Regions from separate parts of the Homo sapiens genome. Here region 2 is linked to region 1. Evidence: chromatin loops called from intact Hi-C (ENCODE). Cell type or tissue: MCF 10A. All regions are shown on one strand. Links, peaks and the distances in the headings refer to the core of each region. The heading gives the core; the rest is flanking DNA. Region 1 has its middle 19 kb from the start of LINC01163. Region 2 has its middle 250 kb from the start of LINC02667.

What was found. A loop is a pair of places that touch in the nucleus more often than their neighbours do. Peaks named below come from ENCODE experiments on the same cell type or tissue, not always from the same donor. Only the 100,000 strongest peaks of a DNase experiment are listed, where the experiment ranks them.
Region 2: a loop joins it to region 1, with 20 times the contacts of the local background. A loop is called at or near these places in 2 of 110 quality-filtered maps.

What each region holds. Positions count from the first base shown.
Region 1 is chr10:128,258,987-128,274,370 of GRCh38, reverse strand. No RefSeq gene overlaps it. Among named protein-coding and RNA genes, the nearest start is that of LINC01163, 19 kb to the left of the region's middle. In MCF 10A, for the core only: CTCF peaks have their summits at 6,188 (motif pointing left) and 10,282 (motif pointing left); DNase peaks (open chromatin) are centred at 6,190 and 10,280.
Region 2 is chr10:128,652,183-128,667,566 of GRCh38, reverse strand. No RefSeq gene overlaps it. Among named protein-coding and RNA genes, the nearest start is that of LINC02667, 250 kb to the left of the region's middle. In MCF 10A, for the core only: a CTCF peak has its summit at 6,698; no DNase peak of the experiment used is centred there.

The DNA of each region.
Region 1 (15,384 bases), core at 2,662-10,661:
CTTACTTGTTTAGGGGGTGTGATATTTTGGTAAGCTTTGGTGAACTCTTGCTGTTGCTGAGTGAACACAGTTGAGATCCACTGGGAAGGGAATGGTGACCTCTTTCACGGGTTGTACAGGCAAAGTGGGGATCAGAGGAAAGAAGCCTCTGAATTTTTTCTGATTCGTCTGAAGAGCTGCTGCTTCCTGGACTCTGCCACCCTCCTTCGGACTTGAATCTTTAGGAAATGGAACACTCACACCCACAGCCATGACATTTGTTTTCCAATTGGTATATAAAGTACCTAGCCCAGCACAGCCACTGATAGCACTGGCTTCTTCTTGCCTTTGCCCCTCCGGGGTGTGTTTTTGGTGTTTTGGGGTATGTCTTCTTTTCCAGACATAAGAGCCCCAAACATGGGTGACCCCAATGACACAGACCTCTCCCCACTTGTGTGAAATGAGCAGCAAATGAATCTAACAGACACCCCAATCCACGCCAACTCCCATAAAATCAGGGTGTGAAGCATGGGGGAGAGAGGGATTCTTATTAATAATTCATTCTGAGCAACCCCCTGGAGCAGTTTCACTATGATATGCTATGCAGAATGCTTCAACACACTAATTAATATTTTCAAAGTGTTCCATGGGCCCCTTTTAAAAGCATTTTTGCCATCCATTGAATGTTCTGCATTATAAGTAAAAGATCAATGCTGTCCCCCAATCCTATTCGTGTGCTGTCTAACTAAAATAGGACATTTGGAGTCAACATAATTTTTTTTTCTCCTTTTAATATCCTTCCTCAAGTGTTGGGCTGGAAACCGGCTTCTCTTCTGAGACCAGCTGTTCTTCCCAATGGTAGCAGAAAGACACAGGCCAGGGAGTCATCCACGTGAACTGCCCTGAGCATGGCGTCGCCCCTGCCTCTTATCGCTCAGCCTAATGCCAGGGACAAAGACTTGAAGGAGAGGGTCAGGTTCCTTCCAAGGCAAGTGTCCCCAGGAGTGGTGGCAGGAAGATCACTCAGAAAGGGGCCTTAGCCCAGAGCTCCACGGGGCCTCGGCTCTACCTTGCAGCTGAGCTTCTGATGGACAGACAAACACAAGCAGGAGACCCGGGGTAGCCCCAGCACTCCCGGGAGCTGACCACTGTTCAGAGACAAGACCTCCCCTGCGCAAGACCATCAGGGATGGAGGCTGCATCCAGACTCTCCTGGAGCTCCTGCCCCTCAGTATAGTTTAGGGTATGAAGGCTCATCTGCTTGCTTGAGGACCAGACTGGCCAATTGTTACCTTTCACGGGCAGAAGCTGCCATGATCTCTCCAAATGATACCTCAGCTTCACTGACTCTGGCCACACAGCCAGCAGAGGTGGTTAGAAGTTTAGAACCCCAAAGGCTTGTCCCCTCAGAGGGCAGCAGACGGTCACTCTCCATGTGCTGATCTCAATGATTCTTCCTAAATGTTACCTGGAAACTATTTCTCAATTCAAATCAATGGTGCCTATTGATCCTGGCAATTTAAAGAATAGGAAAGGAGTAACTTTTGCCCTTTACTCTCTTGCACTCAAGAAAGTGATTTAGAGAGTCGAATAGGTCCACTTGGAAATAACCACTGGACAACGTAAAGAATGATCCCACCCAGGAGGCCTGCAGCGTGGTCCCTGAGGGCTCTCGGGGACCCATGAACAGGTTCCCTTCCCTCCCTTCCCAGGCCCGGGGGCCACGCTGCCCTCTGCCAGCTGAAGGGCAGAGCCCCCAGGGAGCACAGTGTCATTGGGATTATTTTCTCATGGACGTGGAATCCATGTAACATAATATTAACCATGTTAAAGTGTGCGGCTCAGTGGCACTGCTTACATTCTCAATGTTGTGCAACTGTCACTCCAAACATTGTCATCACCCCTGAGTAAAACGCTGGGCGCAGGAAGCTGACCCTTTCCCGTCCCTACAACCCTTGACAACTATTCATCCGCTCTCGGTCTCTATGGATTTGCCTATTTTGGATGTTTCATATAAATGGAGTCATACAATTTGCAGCCTTTTGTGTCTGACTTCTTTCACTTAGCACAATGTTTCAGAGGTTCATCCATATTGCAGCACGTACGAGTGCTTTATTCCTTTTTACAGCCGAATAATATTCCATTGTATGAATATACTGTTTTTTGTTATCCATTTATCTGTTGATAAACATTTGGGTTGTTTCCACCTTTTGGCTATTGTGAATAGTTCTCCTGTGGACATTTGTGTACAAATATCTGTTTTATTTTTAATTATTTGAGGGCATATACCTAGCAGTGGAATTGCTAGGTCATATGGTCATCCTATGTTTAACTTTGTGAGGAGTTGCTGGAGATTCTGAGGTAGCTCTGCTCTGTGAACAAGTGCTCCTCTGGGCAGATGGGGCTTGCCAGGGGCAGTGAGGAGAGGTGAAAGACTCTGTGTTGCTTATATGCCATTGAGAGGTTTATAGGTGATTCTCTCAAAGAAGTGAGTCCCCCAGATACACATGTAACTCCCAACCGCATAATTCCAAGTGACTTTTTTTTAGTAAAGCTGAGGAAAAGAGGAGAGAAATTAATGTAACTCCTCTGGGATTAAACTTATGTTATCAACAGTTTCAGATACAAATTCCCCACCCTGACATATAAGATCCTTCACAATGGACCTATACAGCCCTCAGCTTCCTTCCTTCCAGACCACCCAGACACCCTTGCAGACCCACCGGACATAACCACTCACAGATCTCTAATCCCCTATTCGCTGACCTTAGGCATTTGCAAATGCTGTTGCCTGTTCCAAAATGCTTTTCCCTTCTCTGCCCCGAACTCACACCTCAAAAATCCCTACAAATCCTTCTTACAATATACACTTAAGACCCAACTTCATCCATTAACCACCCCTGACCACCCCAGATACCGTCCTTCTCCCTTGGACTCCTAACCCATCATGTGGGAGATTCCATGGACTAGAATCACTATGTAACCCTTAGTATGTCCTGCATTCTGGAGGACAGTGTAACCTCCCTGAGGGCAGGGGCCATGTCCGATACACTTTGTATTCCCATAGCACATAGATCAGTATCCTACACATTGTAAAAGGCCAAGAAATTCCTCTCGATTATTGGTTAGGAAGAAGTGGAAATCAGAACCAAAAATCATGAAACAGCAAAGTTTGAAAAGGACCTCAGCAATGATGTACTTCGACCTCTTGTGGTAGCAGTGACTGTGGACATATAACCCTTTAGCAGGGCAGAGGCACAGCTGGAAGAGTCCAGGCCTCTGAACTTCCCACCCTGTACACTTTGTAGAAATAAGGCTCTGAGAAGGTCTGCACTCATGAAATCAATTCAAATGCATTTGACTTGTGCTTCCCAAAATATACTGCGTTATGGAAAACTCCCACTTGACCGCAGACACCTTCTAATACCTTGGAGCAGTAATGCTCTGCAAACACAATTAAGGCAAAGCTAGTTGAATGTTATCTGTAATAACATAGAACAAAGTAGTCAAACCAGAAGGTAAAATTATGCAGTTTGACAACAGTGTATTTGGGCTGAATATCATTTCTAGTTGGTCAAGTGAAGTTGATTATAAAACTAATAGAGAAACTCTGGAGAGATAATTGCATGACATTCTTGAAGGTTAAAAATTTTCTATTGGATTGGAAAAGGGGCTAATGGAGTCTAAGCCAGAATCCTAATCATCAAAACGAAGCTTTTGTAAATTCAACTGTTGCTTTTCAGATGAGAAAACTGAGACTCAGGGCACAGATGTGCCCAAGATGTTCCAGGCAGCAAGACCAGAGCTGGGCTCTCTTTACCTCTTCATCGTGGTAACACAGACTGGGAACATGGGCTTGGAACCTCAGGAGGCTGACCAGAGTTCAGGGATGCAGGAGGTCAAACCTCAAGACTCAGCATCCAGATTGTGTTTGAGCCTGAGAGGCAGGTTACCAGGAAGGCAGTGCCACCTCCTTTCCACGGCTATGCCTTCTTCAGGCCTCATTTGGAGACACCAGGTTATGAAAAAGAAGACAACATCTACACCCCTATCCAAACCAGTAATACAGACCCTTGCAAGAGACGATCAATGAGTGATGACAGAAGGAGTCAATTTCACCTTTCAGAGTAGGGGTGCAGTTAACATTCAGAGCAGGAAGGAGAGCAGACTGGACCTGCCTGGTTCTGCCATGACCTTGCTGCTCTATCCTCACCCCTTACACCCTGTCCTCCTGGATCCTTCTATCGAACAGAACCCACCCACCATGGAGTCTGCCCTAGCAGTAGCAGAGGTGATTTTAAGAGCACCAAGTGGCCGGGCGCGGTGGCTCACACCTGTAATCCCAGCACTTTGGGAGGCCGAGGCGGGCGGATCACGAGGTCAGGAGATTAAGACCATCCTGGCTAACACGGTGAAACCCCGTCTCTACTAAAAATACAAAAAAATTCGCCGGGCATGGTGGCAGGCACCTGTGGTCCCAGCTACTTGGGAGGCTGAGGCAGGAGAATGGCGTGAACCCAGGAGGCGGAGCTTGCAGTGAGCTGAGATTGTGCCACTGCACTCCAGCCTGGGCGACAGAGCAAGACTCTGTCTGAAAAAAAAAAAAACACCAAGTGAGTCAGGGTTCCCCTCAGAAACTGACAGGGTGGTCGGGCTCCGACAAGAGCTTTAGCCACAGCACTTGCTTACATAGCAAGAGCCACACAAGTTGGCTTACAGTGGGCCTCAGTTTCCACTAATTCACTCCACATGGGTCTCTAAAAGATGTGGGTCCCTATTGTGCCTTGGGAGGAGGCCCTGGATACCAGAGGAACTCGAGGGCAGAATGATTTCTGAGGCCAGGCTGGTAACATTCCAGTAAATATCAGAGATGGAAAGGGGAGGAAGGTGCATTGCCAGCGCTTGCCCTGTGCAAAGCACCATGCACCTGCCCAGCTGCATCTTGGAGGGCATTTATCATCCTATTGACTGGTAAGCTCAGAGAGGTTAAGCAACATATGCAAGGTCAAGCAGCAAGCAGGTAGTGGGCCCATATTAGAACCCAGATCCATGGAGCTCTACAGCCACAGCTGGGTCCAGTGTCCGCTACTGTCTTAGAGAGCACTGGGCGGCGGGGAGCTCTTCAAACTGCCCACCTTTGTGGCCTGATATATACATGTATGTACAAATATGTACACAGTCATGTGTGTGTATATGTGTGTAATATGCCGAAATAAAGTTTCAAGACACAGCTCTTATTCTTACTACATGCTATGAATTCTCACATTTTCTTACCTGTTCACTTTCATTGTGGGACCCACGATTTGAAACATGAGTTGGTCCTCCACCTTCTTTAACAGAAGCTGAACTGAGGTCCTGCTGAGCAGTGGACACCGGGCACTCTGACCCATCCCCCTTGCCTCCATGGCCTGGGTTCCTGGGTTCCTAATCCCCCCAGGTCCTCCAGGTCATCAGAAATCCCTTCACTTTGAATCTTGAGTCACAAGATGGATGATTTGTCACAAGGGGCTGACCTGACCCCACTGCTTTCCAGCGCACCTGGCTCTGGCCCTGGCGGGTCCCCTCCCTCAGAGGTTCACAGGCAGACAGGTGGCTAATCATGTCTGGGGTGACCACATGCAAGAGGCCACTCTCTCCTGCCTGCATTTGGTCCTGGTAAGGCCTCCAAGGAAAGGGCGCAGATGTGCTCAGTGTCCTAGCCCACTGGAGAGGACCAGGGATCTTTCCAGACTCCCAGAGGCCTCTCTATGCCCTCCCCTTCGCTAGCACAGCTCTGAACCAGCATCAGGTAAGCAAATGCAGGACCCTCCCTCAGACCGGGGCCGCACAGCAGGACGCAGCCCCTTTGCCTGAGCGGTCCGGTGGTGTCTGGCAGGTCAGAGCCGCTCTGTGCCCCACCTGCTTCCTTCTTCCCTGTTCAGGAAACAAAGCTCGAGAGTCCAGCTGCACGGGGGACTCCGTGAGGACCCCACGGGCAATTCCTAAGTTGGAAAGCAGCAGCTCAGAAGGGCAGCGGGGTCTCTGGGAGTCCTGATTGCCCAGGGGGAGAGCAAGGCTGGACTCCCTCCATCACGCTGAGGGCACCAGGAAAGAAGGCCCTCACTTTCCTGCCTCTTCCCGCCTGCTCTGCAGCCTCTCCAGGAGGAACCCTCGGGGTGGAGCGGCGCATTCACTGCACTGAGCCCCCGACTCTTTTTAAAGCTTAAGAGCGCCATCTTGTGCATGACAGGAGCAACCGCGGGACACCAGTTTCCCAGCGGCTGAGCAGAGGGAGCTGCCTTCCCTCCTTTCTTTCCTTCTTTCTTTCTCTCACTCAGTGAGGCTTCGTGGCCTCTGCAGGGTCCCCTGCAGCCAGAATGTTCTCCGGCTTGAGGTGGGGCATGCAAGACTGTCCCCACCACCCCCTCCTGGGTGGCTTTGCTTTGTGTCCACCCGGCGGGTCTGCAGCAGGGGTGGCCTGTTCCTTGCTCCCCACCACCGACCCCACCCCCAACCCCCCACCTTGGACTCCAGAAGGTCTGCACTGTGGTAAAGAAAACAAGAGGCAGTGAGTGAATGAGAGAAAGAAGGAAGAGAAGGAAGGAGAGAGGAAAGGAAGGAGGAGGAAGGGAGGGAGGAAAGAAAGGAAAGAGGGAGGAAAAGAAAGAAAGGGAAGAGAAGGGGAAAGAACAAAACGAGGGAAATGAAAACATCGTCTGCACTTGGCTTTCATTCAGAATGTTCTGTGGGTACAGAAAATGTGGTCCCTCTGGGGACTGACACAGATAAAGGAAAACACTGAAAAGTACCCCAAGTCTCCACCTGGCTTGTTTGGGTGAACGGGTCCCCTCAGAGCCTCAGTTTCCCTATCGGTAAAATGAGAAACTTGGGGGGTCATCAGATTCCACCCCGGTGACCTCCTGACGCTGCTTTCACCCTCCAGCACACCAAGCCTCCAGACCTCGCTGCTAGGCTCACAAAAATGCCTGCTTTGGGCCGGGCGCGGTGGCTCACGTCTGTAATCCCAGCACTTTGGGAGGCCGAGGTGGGCGGATCACGAGGTCAGGAGATTGAAACCATCATGGCTAACACGGTGAAATCCCGTCTCTACTAAACATACAAAAAATTAGCCTGGCGTGGTGGTGGGCGCCTGTAGTCCCAGCTACTTGGGAGGCTGAGGCAGGAGAATGGCATGAACCCAGGAAGCAGAGCTTGCAGTGAGCCGAGTTCGTGCCACTGCATTCCAGCCTGGGCGACAGAGTGAGACTCCGTCTCAGACAAAAAAAAAAAAAAAAATGCCTGCTTTGAATTTCAACTTTTTTCCTCTCTGAATTCTAGATTACAATGTTTTCAAGTAGGAAAAAAAAAAAAAGCAGAAAAGAAGAAACCAAAGGAGAAGGACTGAGGGTCCAAATGGTTTTGTAACCAGATGAGGATCTTCATCTCTCTTTTGAAATAAAAATGTAAGGAAAACATCAGTTATGGTACAGGGAAACCAAATACTGCAGAGAGAGAGAGGGAGAGGGCAGCTGTCTCCATCCGGCTGGCTGTGGTCACTTTACTGACACACAAAACCATCCACACCCCAGCTCACCCCAAAGTTTTGGGGGTGGAATAAGGGCATATTGATCAGTTACAGGCAATAGATGGAAAGGCCGTACCCCCACGAAGTTTATCATTGTTTATCAAAAGCCTAAATAATAATAATATCCACTCGCATATGCACATCTATTTCTAAGGTCTTGGAGGGCAAAGGCCTTGTATTTGATTCCTAACTTTCTTGCTTCCATGAGAACCCAGGGATATGAAGGGATTTTTGTCTAAGGTCATGCTGAGAAGAGAATAGCCAGGAATCCTGGCTCCAGTCTCTGCCCTCATCTCCTGTCTTATAAAGTACACATAAAAGGTACAATTATGAGAAATGAGCCCATTTTGTCATGAAATTCCATATCATATCATTGCTCAGGTATTGAAAACAAGCCCAACCTGGGCTGAAGCAGACGTGGGTATTCATGGGGTCCTGTAGTCCTTCCATAATTTAAATGCTACAATGGAGTCCTGAGGTCTAACAAAACAGTATACAGTAAGTCCCCATTTGCAGCAGATTGGTTAAATGGGTGTTTTTTTAATGCAAATTAGTTCAAATTGCTATCAAGAGTAATTATTGTAAAAGAAAGGCGGTGTTTCCATCATCCTTCCCTCATTTCGTTCTTCTATAGTCTCTTTTAAATAACTTAGCCATAAAATTTCAATTGACCACTAAAAAAAAAAAAAAGAAAAGAAAAGAAAAGTGGTGCAATCAGCGGCAGAGAGAAAAGGGTGAAAGAGGTAGAAGGAGGGCCGGCCCCCACAGAGTGAGGGTCCTCACCAGCCCCCTGGCGGAGCCTCCCAGGACCCCCGGTCCTAGATGCCAGCGACCCCGCGCCCCACCGTTCGTGGGCCCCCCGCCCCCCCAACCCGGATCAATCTCTCCCCTCTACCCCGCGCCCCCCGCAGGTCTCTGAGATGTGCGGCTGCCCCGCGGGGCGACTTCCCACGCGCTCCCCTCTGCTATGGTCGGCGGTTCCTCCAGAAGATGGGAAAAAGAGGCCGAGTCCCCACGATGCGCCCCCAGTCGCCAAGGCGCGCGCCCCTTTTCCCCGGCCGCGCAGGTCCGCTGCTGGAGCCAATGCATTATAATAATATTAGGTAAAACAGCGCGAGCATACGAGGTGGAAAATTGCATCTCTTTTGTTCTAAATTTGCCAACGTCTAAATCTTAAGGGAGGTATTTTTATTTTACATATTTGTTAATGGGATCTGTTTCTTATTGCCCAAAAATGCTTAATATACAAAAGGAATCAGATTCTCTTTCTGGCCTTAATTCATCATAACAAACAGAAATAGAAACTTGATTTCAAATTTCGCTCTGCCTCGCATCTCCAATTCATATTCGCGGCACATCCATCATTAATAGCGTCTAGAGGAGCCCTTTTATTTACCTATTATGGCATCGTTTGTAACATAAAACTGTTGTGTTCTCTTTTCATTAACAGATTCAGTTGCAAATGCTGGGGAAAAAAATTACAAAGAGCCCCTTTTTAAAATGTGCACATTTATTGGGATTATTAAATCACAGCAGCTAATAGTGGTTGTCACCAACTTAATTTAAAAAGTTGATTATTACTCAAGCCCTATGTATTCCAGGCCTGATACTGTATAATTAGCAGTTGTGATTATTTAGTTAATTTGTAGATTAGGAACAAGTGTCTGTTTTGAAAAATGTGGCACTCGACCTTCAGACACAGAGAGGGACGAGCCAGCCCCTCTTACCAGGGACAAAAGTATTCTGTCAGAAAAATGCATTTTGATGCAGGTCAACAGGAAAAAGGGGACATTTTACAGATCATCTGCCTGCATCTTTCCAGCCAAAAGTCCAGTGCAAAAGCCACTCCAGAAGTGTTTAAATTAGGTGCCTCCCTGGTGGGGCCAAATCAAATCAAATGGCACACTCGGAGCCTAAACAAGTTAAAAGATGGTCCTTGTGGGTAGGAGCCACTAAAGCCATAGTAACTAGACAAAAACATCCTAGTGACCCTCGCTCAATAGAGATTCGGCCATTAAGACTGGTCCAAGGTGGAGAGCCACTGGACTTGGGAACAGACCCCATCTCTTATGCATTATTTCTATTGCCACTTTGTCATCAGTCATATGATGGTAATAAAATTTGTAACTGTTTCCCTTATACTCCCTGCGATTTACCTCATCTAATAGACAATGCAAATGCTAAAAGGCACATATACATCTTCATTATATAAGCCGGTGTCTGAGCCACTCTCCTCCAGAGACAGTTTTATTCATTTTTATACAATTTGCCTACTGTACAGTACAGATGGTTTCTATTAAGTAAAATATCTGTTTTCTTCCAAATTTTTAGTTTTCATGATTAAATTACTTTAAAATGATGGTACATTGTATTATCTTCTTTCATGACTTAATTTAGCTCAAATACTCCCAGCATAAACTGTAAGCCCAGCTTTATCCACTCAGAAAATCGGCCACATACTGTGATTTTCTGAGGGTTATTTCACCCTGACTGTGATTCCTATTCTGTATCAATTACTTTCGTTCGAGTCTTAACTATATGGATTATTTTCTGGAGATAAATTTGAATATGAATATAAATGGAAATTTTGGACTAATATTAAAATAAGATTTCTTCCCTAAGCTGTTTACAATTTGAGACATTGTTTGTCATTGTTAGTATGCAAGTTTTGCATGCTGGTGTCTCAGCCACAGAGTGGCTTGCAATTCGAAATATTCAAAACTGCTGCCCCCAAGTGGCGGGTCCTTGAGCCGTTTTCCCTTTCCAGCCTTGCTGCATGCACAGTCTGAATTTTGAAGTGGCTGCGTGCACGCTCCTATTTCAGCAGGAAGGAGAGCTTGAAGGTGCAGTCTGTAGCCCATCTTCCCACAGCCGGGATCATTCTCTGGATCTCGGCTCTACTGAACGTTGAGAGCTCATTTCTGAAGGCTTGGAACCATCAGCCTACTTGTCTCACTGTATTAGTGTGATACTAGGCAAATGTGGCCCTGGGAATTTCTCCCTTTTTTAACATTTCGCATATTCATATTTTATTTTTGCACTCACGCTTTCTAACTTTTCCCACTGGAATGCTGCCTGCAGCCAGGTCCAGTGCTGCTGGCTCCTGCCCTCACCGGCTTTTCTCAAACTTGCTCACTTCCCACCAGCCTCAATAGCCCCAGACCTTGAACACAAACCCTCCTGCACTCAAGCAAAAACACAAGGAAGGGAAAATTGCAACATTTCCAGGAGGAAAAGCAGTTTATGCTCAGGAAAGGAAGGGAGCCACCAGCAGTAGGAGAAGAAGAAGAGGGACAGAGGAGGAGAGGGGTCCTGGGCAGTCCAGCTGGAAACGGACTTCACAGCACAGTCTGGGTTCTAGAACGAGCCCGAGGAGCCCTTGCAATTTGCTCTGCAGAAGCCTGCCAAGGCTGGGAGCTGGAGGTGGCCCTCTGGAATTGATGGGTCCACCATGGGCCCTCACCTTGGAGCTCCCTCAGAGCTGTGGGGGCTGATTCCCATCACACCTTCTTTCTGTCTCTCCCTGACACCAGCTGCAGTGGCAGTGGGGCCAGAAAGACCAGAAAGTGTCTCAGTGAGTCCCCAAAGCACATGGCATGACACAGTCCTTCCAGACGTGAGGGTAGAGGAAGACCGGAGAGACTCCAGTTCTAGTCCCAGCTCCCACCTGCGACCCCAGGCAGGCCAATTAACCTATCTGGGGCTCCCTGTCTGGGGGATGTTATGAAGATCAAATGAAATAATAGGCCTGGAGAGGCTTTGAAACAGTTCAAAGTGTCTGACAGACATAAGGCATGATTTTGACTCTGAGGTTCACCTTAGGCTCATCACCAGAGCAGATCCCAGAACTGCACAGCCCGCCCCAGACCAAGAGCAAGTGAGGCCTGGGTGCAGCGACTCATCTCAGAGATAGATTTCTAACTAAAACCAGGTAGTTTGCCATGGTACAGTATCAGAAGCATTTGTTGTTGTTTGTTATTGTTGTGATTGTTTTTGAGACAAGGTCTTGCCCTATGGCCCAGGCTGGATAATGCAGTGGCGGAATCATGGCTCATTGCAGCCTCTACCTCCTGGACTCCAGCAATCTTCCTATCTCAGCCTCCCATGTAGCTGGGACCATAGGTGTGCACCATCATGCCTGGCTAATTTTTGTATTTTTTGTAGAGATGAGGTCTCACTGTGTTGCCCAGGCTGGTCTCGAGCTCCAGACCTCAAGTGATCCTCCAGCCCCAGCTGGCCAAAGTGCTGAGATTATAGGAGTGAGCCACTGCACCTGGCCAGAGGGGTTTTCTAACAAATAAATCTTGACATGAGTGAGTGTTTCTTTCTCAATGCAATGGCCCTCTGGAAGACCCCCTCTTGCACTTACGACTTGGCTGGGTGATACAATCCCACTTTAAGCCAGCTCAGAGTTTGGTTAACATGACATAAATAGATCCAAGTTAATGAGACAAAGGATGAAGGGGTGAGGGAATGCATTGTCTTCTTAATCAACTGTTTGTTTTCTTAATCAACTGTTTGTTTCATAGAAAACAAAACATAGGAGAAATCCCTACAAATCCCTACAAAAGCCCCTGCAATAGGTTTGTCCCTGCCTGCAATGCTCACCAACCAACAGGCTGCCAGGCTTGATCCAAAATGACCACCAGGACCCGCCAGTCGCATCTCTGTCAATGGGGGTAGATGGAGATGCCCACAAAGACCTGGTTAATTCTGCAACCAAGACACATCTGGCCTCTGTACCGCAGAGGGAATTAGGATTATCTGGATAATTGTCTTAACCTCTGCTACTCCTTGCTTCCTGAGACCCAGCCAGTGGGTCTGGGTCTCAACCCCACCCCCAGATCTCATGCACCCAAAGGCATCCAATACTTTCCTACCAGGTGCTAGAAAGCCAAGTCCCACAGAGGGTTATCACCCAGCCATGCACAGCCACTGAGACACAGCTCCATCCAATTAAAGAGAGATTGGGAAACAGTCAGGCCCGGAAGGATCTAAGCTCAGGCTAACGCACCTGAGAGACCCACATAAGAATCACAGGCCTGGAGAGCAATTTCTCCACCAGCCTGGTTAATCTTCCTCCTCCTCCCCCTCCCAGAAACGCCCATATGAACCCTATAAAATCATTCCACCCAAAACTACAGGCAGTTTGGATGCAGTCACTCAGCTCTTAGAAAAAATCCAAACATGCAAAGGCAGTTGCAGCAGCTTTGCTCTAGTGCAGGGACGCACACCCCAGGAGGAGGGGTACAGCAGGGTGGGCCACCTTCCCTGCTGTGGACAGTGAAAATGATCAGGAACGTCCAAAAGCTTAGAGGATTTCCTCCTTGCCTGTGCAGGAAGGAGAGGTCTTGGCAACATTGAAACATAATATTATTCCACTCAAATGAAGATTTAACTGTTCCAAAATCAATTTCAGAATGTAGGAATGACAGTAAGTAATACAATAATAAAGTCATTCAAAGATCATGGGGCAGTTAAACAATAGTCTGGGAGACTGCATTGTGTAGTCACAACGTACTTCAGAAGAGTGAATTCTTCCTTGCTTAAGAAAGAGCACTAGATTGAAAATATTTTCAAAATAAAAATCAATACGTTTCCCACATTAGTGGGCCACGTTTATTGTGTGGCCACAGGTCTGGTCCTGGGAGAGAAAATGATGTTCTGACTCTGGAGTCCTAACAAACATGGGGTCTACAGCTCACCCACTGACAAGCTGTGTAGCCCAGAGCAGCTATGGAAGTTCTTGCTAAGCCCATTTTCTCCCATGCAAAGTAGAGAGAATAATAGAAACCTTCTCATGATCCTCCCTTGCAGGGAGGATTCCAGAGATCCGTGAGGGAATGCGTGGTATCTGGCCCACTCTAGATACTCCAGAAATGGTGTCCTTCACTAGCTAAGGGGCATGCACAGAACATCCACCTGCTTCACTAGCTAAGGGTCATGCACAGAACATCCACCCGCTTCACTAGCTAAGGGGCAAACACAGAACATCCACCCATTTTGCTAGCTAAGGGGTACACACAGAACATCCAGCCACTTCACTAGCTAAAGGGCATGCACAGAACATCCACCCACTTTACTAGCTAAGGGGCATGCACAGAACATCCACCCACTTTACTAGCTAAGGGGCACACACAGAACATCCACCTGTTTCACTAGCTAAAGGGCACACACAGAACATCCACCCACTTCACTAGCTAAGGGGCATGAACAGAACATCCAACTGCTTCACTAGCTAAAGGGCACACACAGAACATCCAGCCACTTCACTAGCTAAGGGGCATGAACAGAACCTCCAACTGCTTCACTAGCTAAAGGGCACACACAGAACATCCAGCCACTTCACTAGCTAAGGGACATGAACAGAATATCCAACTGCTTCACTAGCTAAAGGGCACACACAAAACATCCACCCACTTGACTAGCTAAAGGGCACACACAGAACATCCACCCACTTCACTAGCTAAGGGGTGTGCACAGAACATCCATCCACTTCCCTAGCTAAGGGGTATGCACAGAACATCCACCCACTTCACTAGCTAAGGGGCATGAACAAAATATCCACCTGCTTCACTAGCTAAGGGGCATACACAGAACATCCAGCCACTTCATGAGCTAAGGGGCACACACAGAACATCCAGCCACTTCACTAGCTAAGGGGCAGATACAGAACATCCACTCACTTCACTAGCTAAGGGGCACACACAGAACATCCACCCACTTCACCAGCTAAGGGGCACGAACAGAACTCCACCTGCTTCACTAGCTAAAGGGCACACACAGAATATCCAGCCACTTCACTAGCTAAGGGACAGGTACAGAACATCCGCTCACTTCACTAGCTAAGGGGCACACACAGAACATCCAGCCACTTCACTAGCTAAGGGGCATACATGGAACATTCACCAGCTTTTGCTGCAATCTTGCAATCTAAGATGTGGGGCTGGGAGGTGGAGAGGGGGGACTACACCTGGAGAAAAATAGGGAACACAGCAAAGCAGTCTGTGAAATGTGAGAAAGGCGGAGATCAGACTTTACGTGCTGCAGAGAGCTTGACAAGGGATAAGCTGTGTCCAAACAGGGAGGTCGAGAAAGCTCAAAGAAGGAAGTGGATTTTGAACCAGGTTTCCAGAGGCAGGAAGATAGATGCTAACCTGCCCTAGAGCAAATACTCTGTGTGTGTGCATTACATCTATGTCTTAAGAGAATGTAAGTTGAGAAAAAAAATTCACAAAGTTGGGGGCAAATTAGTATATACACACATTTTTTTAAATAACATAGCAATGCTCAAATGTGGCAGCTGGTACTGTTACTTGTATCCGTCAGGATGAGCCTGACTTGGACTCCCATTACCAAGTGCTACCTAGAGAGGCTTCTGCAGGATGTTGAAGTAATAAGTACATATGTGCCTGTAAGAAAGTGCAGACAACTCAGGGAAAAAAGGATCTGCCAGGTCAGACAAGGTGTCACAAAGACAAAATAGTTGATTATAGACCATTTTTTCACTTTGTAATTTTGTTCTATAATTTTAAGAAACCAAATGTGGACACAGCATAAGTGAAAATGTGTAATATCACACAGCAAAGCCAGCCTTCACCAATGGCACACAATAACACTTCTGGTGCCTAAAACCAATCCAAGAGTGAGTCTATCTCAAGATATCATCAAACAGAACTACGTCCTGACGTCCCTTCCATGCCTTGGACTTGGAAACTTACGAGATCAAGCAATTAGTTTCCCAACTGGATTACTTAGACAATCATATGTAAAGGTCTATGAATATTAAGAATTTTAAAGGCAGCAATTGCTCATCTTTTCACAGGAAAAAATAAAAATAC
Region 2 (15,384 bases), core at 2,487-10,486, 390 kb before region 1:
CCCAAATTTTCAATGCCCTTAAGGAAATGTCTCTGTATATTTATATGTAAGTCAGTATTTTAAATTATTTCTAGTAGTGGTATTGGTTCAAATGAACCAGACTACCATTACTAAAAACAAACTTTCTTTACGATGTTAAAAATTCTTTACTGTTCATATAGTTTTATCCTGTTTACCCAGAAATGCCCATTTGTGTACTTGTTTCCTTGATTAATTTTGCCCAAATATTGGCTCTTTTATTAATCATTTAAAAGAGCCAAGTTTTGATTTTGTTGATCTCTCTATTATATATTCTAATAATTTCCGCTCTTAACTCTTATGTCAATTTTTCTCCTCTTGTTCTTTTTCTAACTTCTTGAGTTATCTTTTATAGGCTTGAAAACATGAATTTCTATGTAAGTATTTTTTCACAGTAACCCACAGGTATTATTATTACTGATATATATTTATATGCAGTGAAATGCTCATACCATAAGTGCACCATTGAATAACTAGTAAAAGTGCATATTAATACTATACTTAGTAGATTTCTATCACCCCAGAATATTCCTCTATGCCCTTTCCCAGTCAACAGCTCGCAAGTTCTGACATGTAGAATTTTTATTGTATCTCAGTTCCAAATATTTTATAATACCTACTTTGATTTCTTTATTGACACATGAATTATTTAGATGTATATTTTTCAGTATTTGGAGTGCAGGTTTTCCTTTGGTTCCTTATTTCTAATTAATGTGGTTTAGTCAGAAAAAATGACTAATATGATACGAGTTACTTTTTGAGACTTAATTTATGGCTTACTGCATGATCAATTTTCGTAAATGGATCATATGTTCTTAAAATAATATATAGTTTCTTATGTTGCATGCAAGCATCTAGATATGTTTATGACACAAAGACCAGTCATTGTGACATTAAAATTATCTGTATTGTTAATACTTTTACCTGCTTGTTCTTACCAATGTCTGAGAGAAATGTACTATGATCTTGGGATTTTCTGTTTTTCTTTGTAATTCAGCCAATTTTTACTTTATGTATACCTACAGACAGGGCATCAGAAGCATTTATGTTCAATATTGTTAACTTTCCATTTCACAACTATTTACTGAGTTCCTACCATCTGCCAGGCACTCTCTAAATAACAGGTTTATGGCTGAAATACAAGCCATAGATGTCCCTCTCTGTGTGAAGTTTGAATAATTATTATCTTATGCTGGTGATTTTTCCCTTACAATCATTAACTACAACTAGAAAATACTAATGGTTTCTGTATTTAAGACTATTCTGTTAATATCACTGCAACTGTTTTCTTTCAGTATTTTCCTAGTGTATCTTTTCCCAACCTTTTATTTTTAATATTTCCATAGATTATACCTTAGATGAATATTTAAAAAATAACAATTAGATTTCTATGATGTAGTCCTACAAATTCCTGTTTCTTGAAAACTTTAATCCATCTAAAGATGCCAGTGGATAACATTTCTTCCCACTCTTTCGATTTCCTGAAGAAATGGGCAATTCACTGGGCTGCCTCGACAAACCTAACAACATTTGTTATCATTACTTACGTATTTGGATAATTTCTACTATATTTCATATTATAAATAAATATCTATGTTTCCCTAGAGGCTTTCCTCTTATCTTACATTGGATTTACAATTTTTGTACTCTCCATTTTTTTATCTTTACTCACTTCCAGAATCTTTGAATAGTTTTTATTTGCTATTATCTTAGTGGACAGCCTTAACATTTTGATATGCATAATTGATATATAATATCTAAAATTTATCAATGTCTCTGGTTCTCCTTAGAGAGTATAAGACCTTTTACTGAGGTCACTGTCAATAACTTCCATATTAGTATTACATTGTGTTTTTGTACAACCTTTTAATTTATTTTTTATTTTTAATTTATAAATAATATAAGACCTTTTACTGAGGTCACTGTCAATAACTTCCATATTAGTGTTACATTGTATTTTTGTACAACCTTTTAATTTACTTTTTATCTTATTTTTAATATATAAATAATAATTGTATAAATTCATGGAATACAATGTGATGTTTTGATAAATGTACACAGTGTAGAATGACTACATCAAGCTGATTAACCTATCCATCACTTCACTTACTTATTTTTTTCTAGTAAGAACATTTAAAATATATCCTTTTAGCAATTTTGAAATATATGTTATTATTAACTATAGTCTCCAGGCTGTGCAATGAACCACTAAAACGTATTCCTCCTTTTTTTTTTTTTTTTTTTTTTTTTTAAGATAGAGTCTCACTTTGTCATCCAGGCTGGAGTGCAGTGGTGTGATCTCAGCTCACTGCAACTTCCACCTTCCAACTTCAAGCAATTCTCCTGCCTCAGCCTCCTGAGTAGCTGGGATTACAGGCATGTGCCACCACTCCCAGCTAATTTTTGTATTTTTAGTAGAGATGGGGTTTCACCATGTTGGCCAGGCTGGTCTCAAACTCCTGACCTTGTGATCTGCCTGCCTTGGCCTCCCAAAGTGCTGGGATTACAGACGTGAGTCACCACGCCCGACCTAGTCCTCCTTTCTAACTTAAATTTGTACACTTTGACCAACAGTTTCCTTCCCCATTCCCATCCCCCAGCCTCTGGTAACTTCTACTCTCTGCTTCTGTGGGTTTCACTTTCTCAGATTCCACATATAAGTAACATTGTGCAACACTGATTTTTTTCTGCCTGGCTTATTCACTTATTGTAATGTCATCCAGTTTCATCCATGTTGTTGTAAATGCCAGGATTTTCTTTGTAAACAGTGTGTAGTATTTCATTGTGTAAATATACCACATTTTCTTTATTCACTCATCAGTTGATGAACATTGTGGTTGCTCCCCTATCTTGGCTGTTGTGAATAATGCTGCAATGGACAAAAGGGTGAAAATACCTCTTTAACATTTCAATTCAACTGATTTTCTCTTCAACTGATTTTAATTCCTTTGGATATACACCCAGAGTGAGATTTCTGGATCCTACTGCTTTTCATAATGGCTATGCTAATTTACATTTTCACCAGTAGTGTGCCAGGGTCCCCTTTCCTCCACATTCATGCTAAACACACTAGTTATCTTTCATCTTCTAACAAGTATGAGGTGACAAAACTCATCCTGGCTTTATTTTACATTCCCCTGATAACTAGTGATGTTGAGCATTTTTTCATATTTCTGTTGACCATATGTATGCCTTTTTTTAGAATGTTGGTTCAGATTCTTTGCCCATTTTTGATTCAGTTATTTGTTCTCTTGCTATTGAATTGAGTTTCTTATATATTTTGTATATTATTCCTTCATCAACTGTATTGCTTGCAAGTATTTTCTCCCAATCTATGGGTTGTCTCTTTATTAATTGTTTCCATTGCTCTACAGGAGTTTTTCACTTGATACAATCCCATTTGTCTATTTTTGCTTTTGTTGCCTCTGTTTTTAGGGTCTTATCCAAAAAATCATTGCCCAGACCAACATAAGGGAGCTTTTCCCCTGTTTTCTTCTAGGAGTTTTACTGTTTCAGGTCTTAAGTTTAAATGTTTCACCCATTTTGAGTTAATTTTTCATATGGTGTAAGCTAAGGATCCAATTAGCCTCATACCAAAGGCAAGACAAGGACACTACAAGAAAACTACAGGCCAATATTGTAGATGAGCATAGATAAAATAACCCTCAATAAATACTAGCAAACTGAATCTAGCAGAACATTAAAAGAGTCTTTTACCACGATTGAGTGGTATTTATCCCTGAGATGCAAGGATGGTTCAATATAAGCAAATCAATGAATGTGATGCATAATATTAACAAAATGAAGGACAAAATACACATGATCATCTCAATAGATGAAGAAAAAGCACTTGACAAAATTCAGCATCATTTTATGATAAAACATCTCAACAAATTAGATATAGAATAAATGTACCTCAACACAGTAAATGCTATATATGGCAAGCTGACAGCCAACATTATATTCAATAATGAAAAATTGAAAGCTTTTTCTCTAAGCTCAGAAACAAGGCATGGATGCCCACTCTCACCTCTTCTATTCAATATAGTACTGGAAGTCCTAGACATAGCAATAAAATAAGAAAAAGAAATAAAAGGCATTCAAATAGAAAAGGAAGCAAAATTGTCTCTGTCTAATGATAACATGCTCTAATATATACAAAACCCTAATGATGCTACCAAAAAATTGTTAGAACTGATAAATGAATTCATTAAAGTTACAGGATACAAAAACAATGTATAAAAATCAATTATGCCTCTATATACCAACAACAAAACTATCTGAAAACAAAATTAAGAAAACAATCCTATTCACAATGCATAAAAATACTTAGTAGTAAGTTTAAAGAAGAAGATGAAAGATATGTAACCTGAAAATTATAAAATATTGATGATGGCAGAAAAATATGAAAATATATTCCATGTTCATAGATAGAAATAATTAATATTGTCAAAATTTTTATACTGTCCAAAGTGATCTACAGATTCAGTGCAATCCCTATCAAAATTCAAATGTCATTTTTCATATGACATTTGAATAGAAATAAAAATAATAATTTTTAAATTTGGATGGAACTAGAAAAGACCCCAAGTAACCAAAGAAATCTTGAGCAAAAGAACAAAGCCAGAGACACAGTATAGGATTTCAAAATCTACTACAAACCTTCAAACAACATAGTAATTCAAACGACATAGTACTGGCATGAAAACAGAATCATTAACCAATGAAACAGGATATAAAACTGAGAAATAAGCTCACACATTTATGGTAAACTGATTTTTGACAAAGGTGCCAAGAGTACACAATAGGGAAAGAAACATTCTCTTCAATAGATAATGTTGGAAAAACTGAATATCCATGTGTAATCGTTCTTTTTTGTTGTTTTATAGCAAGAGCTTATCTAGATTTACAGCAATTTAACTTGGTGACTCGTCTTTATATTGACTTCCTTCTAGTTTCCTTCTTCCTATTTTATGCTCCTGGTTCTTAGAATGAAATTCCCAAAAGAAGTATTTGAACATAAATTTTCCCCTCAGGCTCTGCTTTGGAGGGAACCCAGGTCAAGATATAATTATTGCGAAGAAGAGGAATTAGATGTTTGAGAGGAGAGTTAATTTTTGAAATTACTAATGTAGACAGAATGCTGACGGGAGAAACACAAAAGATCTTATAACACAACTAATGCTAATGTTGGTGACCTTGACTTCAAGGTAACACAAACTACATTTTGGTGTCATTTCTTTCACTAGCCTTCAGCTGCTCAGGTATAAGCACTGAGATGGTGGCAGCTGGTCTGACTGAGATTTGGAAGATTTGCCAAGAATGTGTGATTAGCAATGGGTCATGGTATTTGGGGTCTTTGGAAAGACAGTGATTTTTAAAGTGGACCTTAAAGTCTACCTTGCAGAGAGAAGGAATTAAAGAGAAGAAGGAGGGTGCTGAAAAAATGAAGAAAAAGTAGAGAGATCAGATTCTAACAGTCTTGATGAGGGAGAAAATCAGTGCAACTGGTTTGCACAGTCCTGGAGACTCCAGGTGTCAGGGCATGAGGCATAAAGTCCAAGTCCCTACGATACGATGGGCTGTAAACAAGATAGAGTACATGAAATCCAAAGCAGTACAGCATCTTGCTATAGATCAAACCACAGCAAAAGCCCAGAGGCTAGCTGGCTGGCAAGGAACTATTCAGATAACCTCTCAAAGTCTCCTCCAAGTGCGCAAAGAGTCTACCGATTTTCAAATGCCCTCTTTTTTTTTTTTTTCATTTTTTCTTTTTGTTTCTGCTATCTCAAGGTCTCATTCAAAAATTTAGCATCCAAACTTATTTTTACCAAAGGAAATTTTCAGCTGGGCAATCAAATTCCTAGGTAGGAAATTACATAACTTTTCTTAGTTCACACATTGCCCTTTATGATGGTTTTGAGAAGTAGTAATAAAATTTTATTTCTTTGCACTTGGCTTATAGGAATCAAAATTCCCAAGAGGAAAAAAATAATGGTAAAAAAATCCACCAGAGGGATCTTAGAGTTGGCAAGTCTCCTTGGGATTCTTTTCTCCTTTCCCGCCCTTTCTTTGTCTCTTTTTCTTTTCTTTCTCTCTTTTTCCCATCTATTTTTCTGTCTCTCTTTCGCGCTTTCTTTCCTTTCTTCTCAGAAATCAGTCCTCAAAGTATTGTTTGGTTTCCATTTGTTTTTACAGTAGTAAATATTTTATTACTTAAAAAGGGAAGCAGTATTTGTTCTTAATTGTTTTTGATTAAATATGCTAATTACATTTTGGAATACTAATGACACACACAGTTCTAAATGTTTTAATAATGCAGTGAAATAAGATGGCAAAATAACAGCAAATTAACCTGAATTGACTACATAGCTTTCCTCATTTTAAATTGTAATAATACAAAACAGAGGGAAAAAAGTCAAAATTGTGTCATCTAATGCAGAGGAAAAAACTTTATTAAACATTTTTGGAATTTTAATGTATTTTCTCCCTAAAATAGTTCATTGTGAAACTTGTCTTTTCTAGAATAACAGCCTAGGGAACAGCCATTGGTTGTATTTGTCTGTCAGAATTCATGCTTCTGAAATCAAAATACCATCATGTTCCGCTGGGTGGTGACCAGAGCCTCCTCCTTTTGCCACGTTCGCATCAGAACACAGAAGAGAGTGTGAAAGGCAGGCCCAGAAACGGTGTGCCCTCCAGCCCAGGAAGTCGGCCTGAAACAATGATCAATGTCTCTTTGTATCAATCCAAGTTATGCCAGTGTCAGGGAGAAAGAGGTGAGGGAAAAATATTCATCCTGAAGCCCATTCATGTTTATATTGGAGACTGTTAAAGATTTTCAATAGGAGTGAAGCTGTGGTTTAGTCTATTTCTGTATTGTCTTATGAAGGGGGAACACATCCAGGGATCAGCTCCCCAGGTGGGGCTGTCCCCGTCAGTGACACAGTGACAGCAGTGGCCCCAGATGAGGGCACAGGGCTGCCTAGGAAGTGGCCTTGCCTTTATCACATATCTCATGCATGTTCATGTGGAGACATGAGAATATCATGATTTTGCCTCCCAGGGAACATTGGCAATATCTGGAGACATTTGGAGTTGATACAGCTGGAGGTGCTGCTAGCGTCTGATGAGGAGATGCCAGGAATGACGCTAAAAATCCTGCAATGCACAGGACAGTTCCCACCACAAGGAATTATCCCACGCCAAGTGTCAACTGTGCAGCCAGTTGGGAAGCCTGCTGTAGATTCAGCTCCCAAACCACATCCCAGGTGGGACAGAGAGGAACACACTCAATGGCAGGGGAGCCCCAGCCAAATGCAGCACTCGGGAGCTCCATAGGACAGCTGGCCCCTTCCTTCAGCTGAAATTGCTACGGAGAAGAAAGGACAAGAGGAGCAAAGAGAGGGGGCAAGAAAAGAAGGGGAGAGAGAGAAGGGCCAACCATCAACAGAAACAAACCAACCAGTTGCAACCCATGTATCTTATTTATTTGATTTTGATCCTGAATTGAACAATAAACCATTAAGTATATATGAGGTGGCCAGGAAAATTTGAACTCTAATTGGATATTTAATGGTAGTATAGAATTTTGTAAAGTTTTTAGGATATCGTGGATTTTAAGGAATCCTTTTTTTTTAACCAGGATAACCTGAAAAATTGATGAGCTTGAGATTTGCTTTAAAATACTCTAGAGTGGGGGAAGGTGAATGATGCAGAGCCTAGATGAAACTGGATAATTATTGTTTAAGCTGAGTGATTGGAATGTGGTAATCTTACAATTCTATTTTTGTAAGCATTTGAAATTTCCCAGAGTAATTTTTTAAGACTGTATTGTTAAAATTATACAAAGCCCATCATCAACTTCATGGACAGTCACCCAGGTGGCTGTCCCCCAAGGCTGGCTTGACCAAAAGTGGCATCTGAAATCCCAAGGCACCAGAAGACAGCAGAGTGCAGAGGCTCGAGGCTGTGAGTCAGGAGACTTGGATAATGCAGCCTGGGTAGGGTCCTGAGTTCCCCGAGCTTCCTTACACTACTGTGAAGTGAGACAGGACAGAAATTCCAGCATCCCTCACCACGAAGTCCTGAACTCCGGGACAGTGTGGATCATGGATGCTGATTAACACTGAATCCAAAGCCCTTCACGGGTGCACTGGGCTGCGCCTTCCTAAAGTGACTCTGTTGCTGGTATTCAGAGGAATAGGACATGGGGTCCCCTCTCAAAGAGCTGGAAGACCCACAACCTTCCTAGGCCAGTGCTGGAGCTCAGCAAGAACCCCAAAAGAGATGACGCCCAGGCACCATCGTGTGCCTGGGGAAAGTGCGCTGAGAGAGCCTTAGGGAGGCCAGCTGCTCTGTACCTGAGAGTTTGGTGAACCTCAGGAATGAATCTGTGGACCCTGGAGGGGGTCTGGCAGTGCCTGGGCCAGGCTCTCTCAATCTGAGAGACAGGAAAACTGAGCAACGCCCATGGGTGCTCAGCACCAGGAAATGCACCTGTCTGGCAGAGATGAGAGCTGTGTCTGGCCATGGGTAAAGCCTGGAAAGATGAATTTGAGACATGATTCTGTCATGCCTGGCATTCATCAGAAGCTCATTACAAAAAGTAAACACCTGTTACAAACATGTGTGACCTGATGGCCACGTGACTGCAACATGTCACCAATCACCAGTGGATGGGAGGCATTCCCGCCATATATATGGAACCAGATAGGAAGACCAACTTGTCCCCATTTGCCTGGGACTTTTCAGGTACTAGCACTTAAAGGCAGAGGTCACAGAAAACCATTCTGGTTTGCCCTCAGTTTCAAGCAAACTGGGACTGTTGGTCACCCTACACCCAGATGGCCTTGTGGAATGTTAGGATGTGAGCTTAAGGGCAATGTGGAGGTCCTGCCCAGGCCACTGTTGGCTCACACCTCTCAGCCCAAGGCAAGGGGGCTGTCGGGGTCTCCTCTCTGTGACTGGTGCAGGGGCCATGCTCCAGGTGCCCCAGGTGGCAGCACTTCCGTCACCAGCTCCTCCAGGTGGAGGTGACCTACAGAGTCTTCCTGGGCTCCAACTCCAGTGGGTATGCTTGTTCTCCAGGGGCCCTCCTGAATCTCCAGTGATTTACAGGTGTTTCTGTTGTCATTCCGGATAAATATTCATTTTCAGTTCTAATTTTGTATCTTTTTCTTTAAAAGGGCTGCCCAAATTGTATACAGTATAGGCCTCACTAAACCTGGACCTGCCTCTGGGTCTAGGGCAGAGGCAAAGGATTTGAACTTGGGAGTCTGTTGGAGCCCTGACCTGGCCTGTGCTTCTTAGAAGTCTCAAACACATTCACCCAGCTTTATTCAGTACATGGAATACAAATTGTTTCAACTGCAAAATTAAGGACATTTTTCTGGTTGGACATGAAGGTTCCTTTTTTTTCTCGTTGAAGTCAAAAGCTCCTTTGACTTTGTTCATCAAGCTCTTATTGAGAAAGGCCACACTGTTAAAAACCTTCAGCTGCTTTCAGCCGCAGTAGAGCCAGCCCCAGGTTGGGGCTTTCGAGAGGGACCCTAGGACTGAGCTGCATGCTAGGCAGCAGCCCAGCCCAAAAGGAAGGTCTGAGGGAAAGGGCTGCCAGAGTTTTCCTGGGGAATGCGGCAGCGTGAAAGCTTTCATTCATACATTGCCCAACAGCCCCAGCCGCCCCTCGAGACTCCTGTGGCACCTGAGGTGTTTGCAAGGTGCCAAAAGAGAAGACACACTCCAGTTGCGACAATAAAGCAGCCCTTCACAAGCGCACCCTCTGTGATTTGGTTACAAGGCAAACACTCCCACGGTCGTTCCCTGCAAGCCAGCTCTCCCTCTTCCCTGGGATCTCCCCCTCCCCCTGGTCCCCAGCGTGAGCGGAATGACTTCTAAAGAGAGAGCAGTCAGCACATATCCTCAGCAGGCCCCACCATGGAGCCCTAGAACTAGGGGAGACCCCGTCTCTCCTGAGCTGTCAGGGCAGCTGGGCAGGAGACAGGGACATGGGAGGAATCGGGATTTCTGTCCCAGTCAGGTTGTTCTGGGGACCCAAAGTCTGTGCCTAACACATTTGACCCTGTGCCTGATCCATGGTGGCCTTGAATTAATATCAGCCACAAACGCAGCTGCTCTTCAGACCTCAGTTTCCCTGAAGGTCAGAGTCTCTGGGACACAGAAGGTGAGCTGGAGTTAGGACTGCCCTACTTCATTGGGAAGAAAAAGGAGGGGTGCAGGAATGGGCAGGGGTGGCCATCAGGTTATGGCTTCAAACTGACCACGTCTGTGCCAATGCAGAGGAGACTCTGGGGCAAAGATTGCAAAGTGGTGGAAATGACCCAACCCTCATGCCATCGACTTACTGGGTTCCTGGCTGGGGCTACCTCTAGAAGAGCATCACCTTGGCTCCAAAATTGAGGCTGACCTTGAAGGAAGAACTGGGGGCTGTTGGGCAATCGTCCTTGAAGAGCAACTGGGTGGTGTGTCTGAGTCAGTCATCAACACCTCCTTTGCACGATAGGAATAAGAACTACCCGTAAGTGGGTTTTAGGATTAAGCCAGTAATACCTACAGTACACATGGCCCAGAAGAGGCCCTCCGTACAAGCAGAGCTGGCTATGCTGAGTCACAAACACCAGACTTTTCTGAAGAAATAAACCCATCAGAGGGAGATAAATCCCAGGTATTATTGTGGGAAACCTGGGACCTGCAAAAGGAAGATCTTGCTGATCAATTAATCCGAGGATCATTTTTAGATGAAAACCTCTGCTCAGCTCTTATTGTTAATATCTTTGTAAAACCCTCATGGCCCATTTTTGTCTGAGCACATGCAGTGGAAGGACCCTCTGTGTCCCCTGCCAGCCCACACTCAACTAGAGGGTAGGTTGATTTCCCTCTGACACCCCCATTGCGACTTCCATTGTGATGTGCACTGCACTTTGAATTCCAGGCGTGCAGTTAGTTCCATGGGGACAGAGACCTTTGCCTTCCTCTTCACTGTTACATTCCCAGGGCCTGCCAGGTGCGTGCACCTGACAGATCTTTCTTGAATTGAGCTGATCTTAACTGGAATTTGTAAACGCGGCCACAGCTGCCTCCTTAGAACATTGCTGACTCTGAAACAAGACTGGGAAAAACCTTCAAATATGGAGATCCCTGAAACAAAATGGCTAACTAAAAATAGAAGAAACACTTCTTGACTCTCTGAAGTCCGGTCTACCAGAAACCCATAGCAACCGTGCGCTTAACTGTGGAATGTGGAGAGTGTTCCCACCAAAGTCAGAACCACAAAGGAGTGCCTGCCCAGTAACTCATATTTTAGTCATTATTGTTTTTTCATGAAGATTCGAATAATCAGCTAAAACAAGAAAAATTACAAAAAGTTAACATTAAAACCTTAAAAAGCATAAAACTCTTACTTTGCAAATGATATAACTGCCTGCTTAGAAGTCTAAATATTCATAATAGCATCAAAAAGAAAAATATTCAGAAATAAATTTAACCAATGAACTGCAAGGACTTTACACCGAAAAGAATTGTTTAAATGATTTCAAATTTTATTATAGAATAAAGGGTCTGTTACACAGGTATGTTGCAGGTCTGTTACACAGGTATGTTGCATGATGCTGAGGTTTGGAGTACAAATGATCCTGTCATAGATCCCATTCCCCTTCTTCCTCCCTCCTCTGTCTGTTGTCCCCAGTGTCTGTCGTTCCCATCTTAATGTCTATGTGTATTCAGTGTTTAGCTCCCACTTATAAGTGAGAGCATGCAGTATTTGGTTTTCTGTTCTTGCATTAATTCACTCAGGATAACGCCCTCCAGCTCCATCTATGTTGTTGCAAAAGACATGATTCCATTCTTTTTTTTAAGTCTGTGTAATATTCCATGGTGTATATATACCACGTTTTCTTTATCCCATCCACCACTGATGGGCACCTAGGTTGATTCCATGGCTTTGCTATTGTGAATAGAGCTGTGATGGCCATAAAAGTGTATGTGTCTTTTTGGTGGAACTATTTGTTTTCTTTTGGATATATACCCAGTAATGGGATTATAGGATTAGATGGTAGTTCTGAGTTCTTTGAGAAGTCTCCAAACTGCTTTCCACAGTGGCTGAACTAGTTTGCATTCCCACCAACAGTGTATAAGCATTCCCTTTTCTCTGCAGCCTTGCCAGCATCTGTTATTTTTTGACTTTTTAGTAATCGCCATTCTGACTGGTGTAAAATGGTATCTCACTGTAGTTTTGATTTGCATTTCTCTGATGATTAGTAATGTTGAGTATTTTTTCATATGTTTGTTGGCTGCTTGTACATCTTCTTTTGAGAAGTGTCTGTTCATGTCCTTTGCCCATTTTTTAATTGCATTATTTGTTTTTTGCTTGTTGATTTGTTTAAGTTCCTTGCAGATTCTGGATATTAGACCTTTGTCAGATGCATATCTTTCTAATATTTTCTCCCATTCTATAAGCTGCTTGTTTACTCTGTTGGTAATTTCTTTTGCTGTGCAGAAGCTCTTTAGTTTAATTAGGTCCCACTTGTCAATTTTCAGATTGTTTATTGCTAGTATATAAAAGTACAACTTAATTTTCATGTTGATCTTGTACCTTGTGACATAGATTATTTATTAGTTCTAGTGAGTTTTTAGTAAATTCCTTACAAATTTTTATGTAGAAGATTGTATTGTGTGCAATAAAAGAAAGTCCTATTTTTTTTTAAATCTGGAGGATTTTATTGTGCCTTCTAGCATAATTTCCCTGGCTAATAATTCTAGTACAATGTTGAGTAGAATGTTAGAAGTGGAAATTATTGTCTTGTTCTTAAACTTGCAAGTAAAGCACTCAGTTTTTCATTATTAGGTATAATGTTAGTTAGATGTTTTCACAGATTACTTTTAGCAAGACTCAGAATTTTTATCCTATTAGTAGTGTGCCAGAGGTTTTATTACAATGGATGTTGGATTTGTCAAATGTTTTTCTGTGTCTATTGAAATGTTTTCTTTTGTCATTTATTAATGTATAATATGTAATATCTTGATTGACTTTTGGCCATTAAGGCAACATTGCACTTGTGAAAATAAAATCTTACTTGTTCAAAAAAAGTCTAGATATTATCAACAAAAACTAATATTAATGCTAATAAGCTATTTTAATATTAATTTTGTACTAAGCTCTATCCCTTTCCTTTCTTGTATGCAATCATAAACAGAGGTGAAGCCCTGAGTAGTAAGCTGTACTGCCTCTCTACAAAACACAGAAGGAAAGGCTCAACCTCATTGGTAAACAGAGAAATGAAAATTCTATACATAAGGAGCCCATGGTCTTTGCCTCTCACATTGACATACCTTTTAATGTTAGGGTTGGGACAATATAGAAAATGGGTGGTTTTCATACCATTAGTGACAGTATGCAATTTTGTACAACTGTTTGGGAAGGCACATTTTTGAATGAGCATATTTTATAATCAGTCCTTTTAAGGAAACTTTCCAATGGAAATGTTAGCATGAGTCTGTTAGTGTACATGTACAAAGATATCATTGCAATCATATATGGGAAATCAAATATCTCAATGAAACTAAATTTTAGATCTCTTTAAAATACAAAGGTATGGGAATGCCATGCAGGCAGCTCTATATTTGCTAATAGGGATGGGTGTCCACAATGTTTGTTAAAATACAAAGAATGACAGATTAGGTATTGGCATAATTTCATTTTTTGCAATGTGTAATATATATACACACACACGCACATATATGTACGCATGCATGTATATATAACATATACAGGAATGTAAGATATATAAAGTCTGTAAGGCTATGTGTCCACTTACTCATGGTTATCACTAGGCTCTGGGGGCAGGGACTTGTACCTTTTTAATTTGTGCAATTTTGTTTAAATTACTTGCAAGGAGCATGTGTTCCTTTATTTTAAAATAAGTATTATAAAGCTAAATCCTCCATACCATCTGTTTTTGTTGCTGCTGTTATTCTGGTTTACTATTTATTTGCTTATTTTTTATGATTTACCTCTTTTTCCAACAAGCAGTCTCTGAGGGGAAAATCACTCAGGAGAGTCTGAGGTAGCAGTAAGTTACTGGAGTTAATTCTCTAGTGGGTGAGGGCAGGCAGGAAATTACAAAAGCAGGCACATTTGTCCCAAGAGTCCCGGGATGGACTTACTGGGTTAAAGGGACTGGCCGTTTCGTATTTAAAAAAACATAGACCAACTGCTTTACCAAAAGAAAAGCTGTTCTAATTCGTATTTTCTTCCTCATTATTTCCGCCAGCAATGGGTAATAGAGCTTTTGCTTTTTACCAGTCAGAGAAATATAAAAATCAGTTCCCATTATTGCATTTCCCTGATGTCTAGTGAGTCTGAAAACTTTTTACCCATATTTCTATTAGGTTGTTTGCTTTTTTCTTGTCAAATTTTAAGAGTTTACTATACATGTGAGATAATTATTATATATAATATGTAACAAATGTTAACTTTATTCACTATCTGCTTTGAAAAATTTTGCCAAATCCACTTTCTGTTTAGTAACTATTTTATATTATATTTCATCATAAAATATTTTTAAATTTTATGTAGTGAAATGAATTTATCTTCTCTTGAATATTGCTCAGTTTCTTGCTTAAGAAGGTCTCTTTTGCTTCTAAATTACTTACAATCTTTTATTTTTTTTCTTATAAGAGTTTTCTTGTTTTGGTTTTTGTATTATATATACTGGAAATAGATGACCAACTTAATTTTATTTCAGAGGCATAGACAGTTGAGGCAGATTTGTTTATTAATTAATGCATGTATTTCCAATAAAATTGAGATGTAATCTTTTCATATATTAAATCACCATATACAGCAATCTAGTTTTATTTACTTATTTAATGAATTGACTAATAGTGCTTACTAGACATGTAGACTCTTCTAAGTACTTAATAGACATTCACTTATCTATTTTTTAAAACTCAAATCCACCTTGTCTATTTTTAAAACTCCTATCCACCTTACTATTATGTAATCAGCTCAACTTTTTTTGTCTGGTTCAATGTCCCTCCCCACGGTGATTTGATCATAGTGATTTTGTAATGTATTCTGGTATCTGGGAAAGTAATTATCCCCCTTCTTCTTGATTCTTCATTTTTATACTTTTCTTTGCTATTAACTTTTTTTTTAACTTTTTTAACATTTTCAGAGGATAGTGTATAGAAACCAAATTATATACCTTGATAAACTTTTCCATTTGTAAACAGCCATATAACCACCACCCAGATCAAATTACAGAACATCTCTATCAACCCAGAAGATGCTCACATGCGCCTCCCAGCCCATGGCATCAGTAAGCAGTAAAACTATCCTGATTT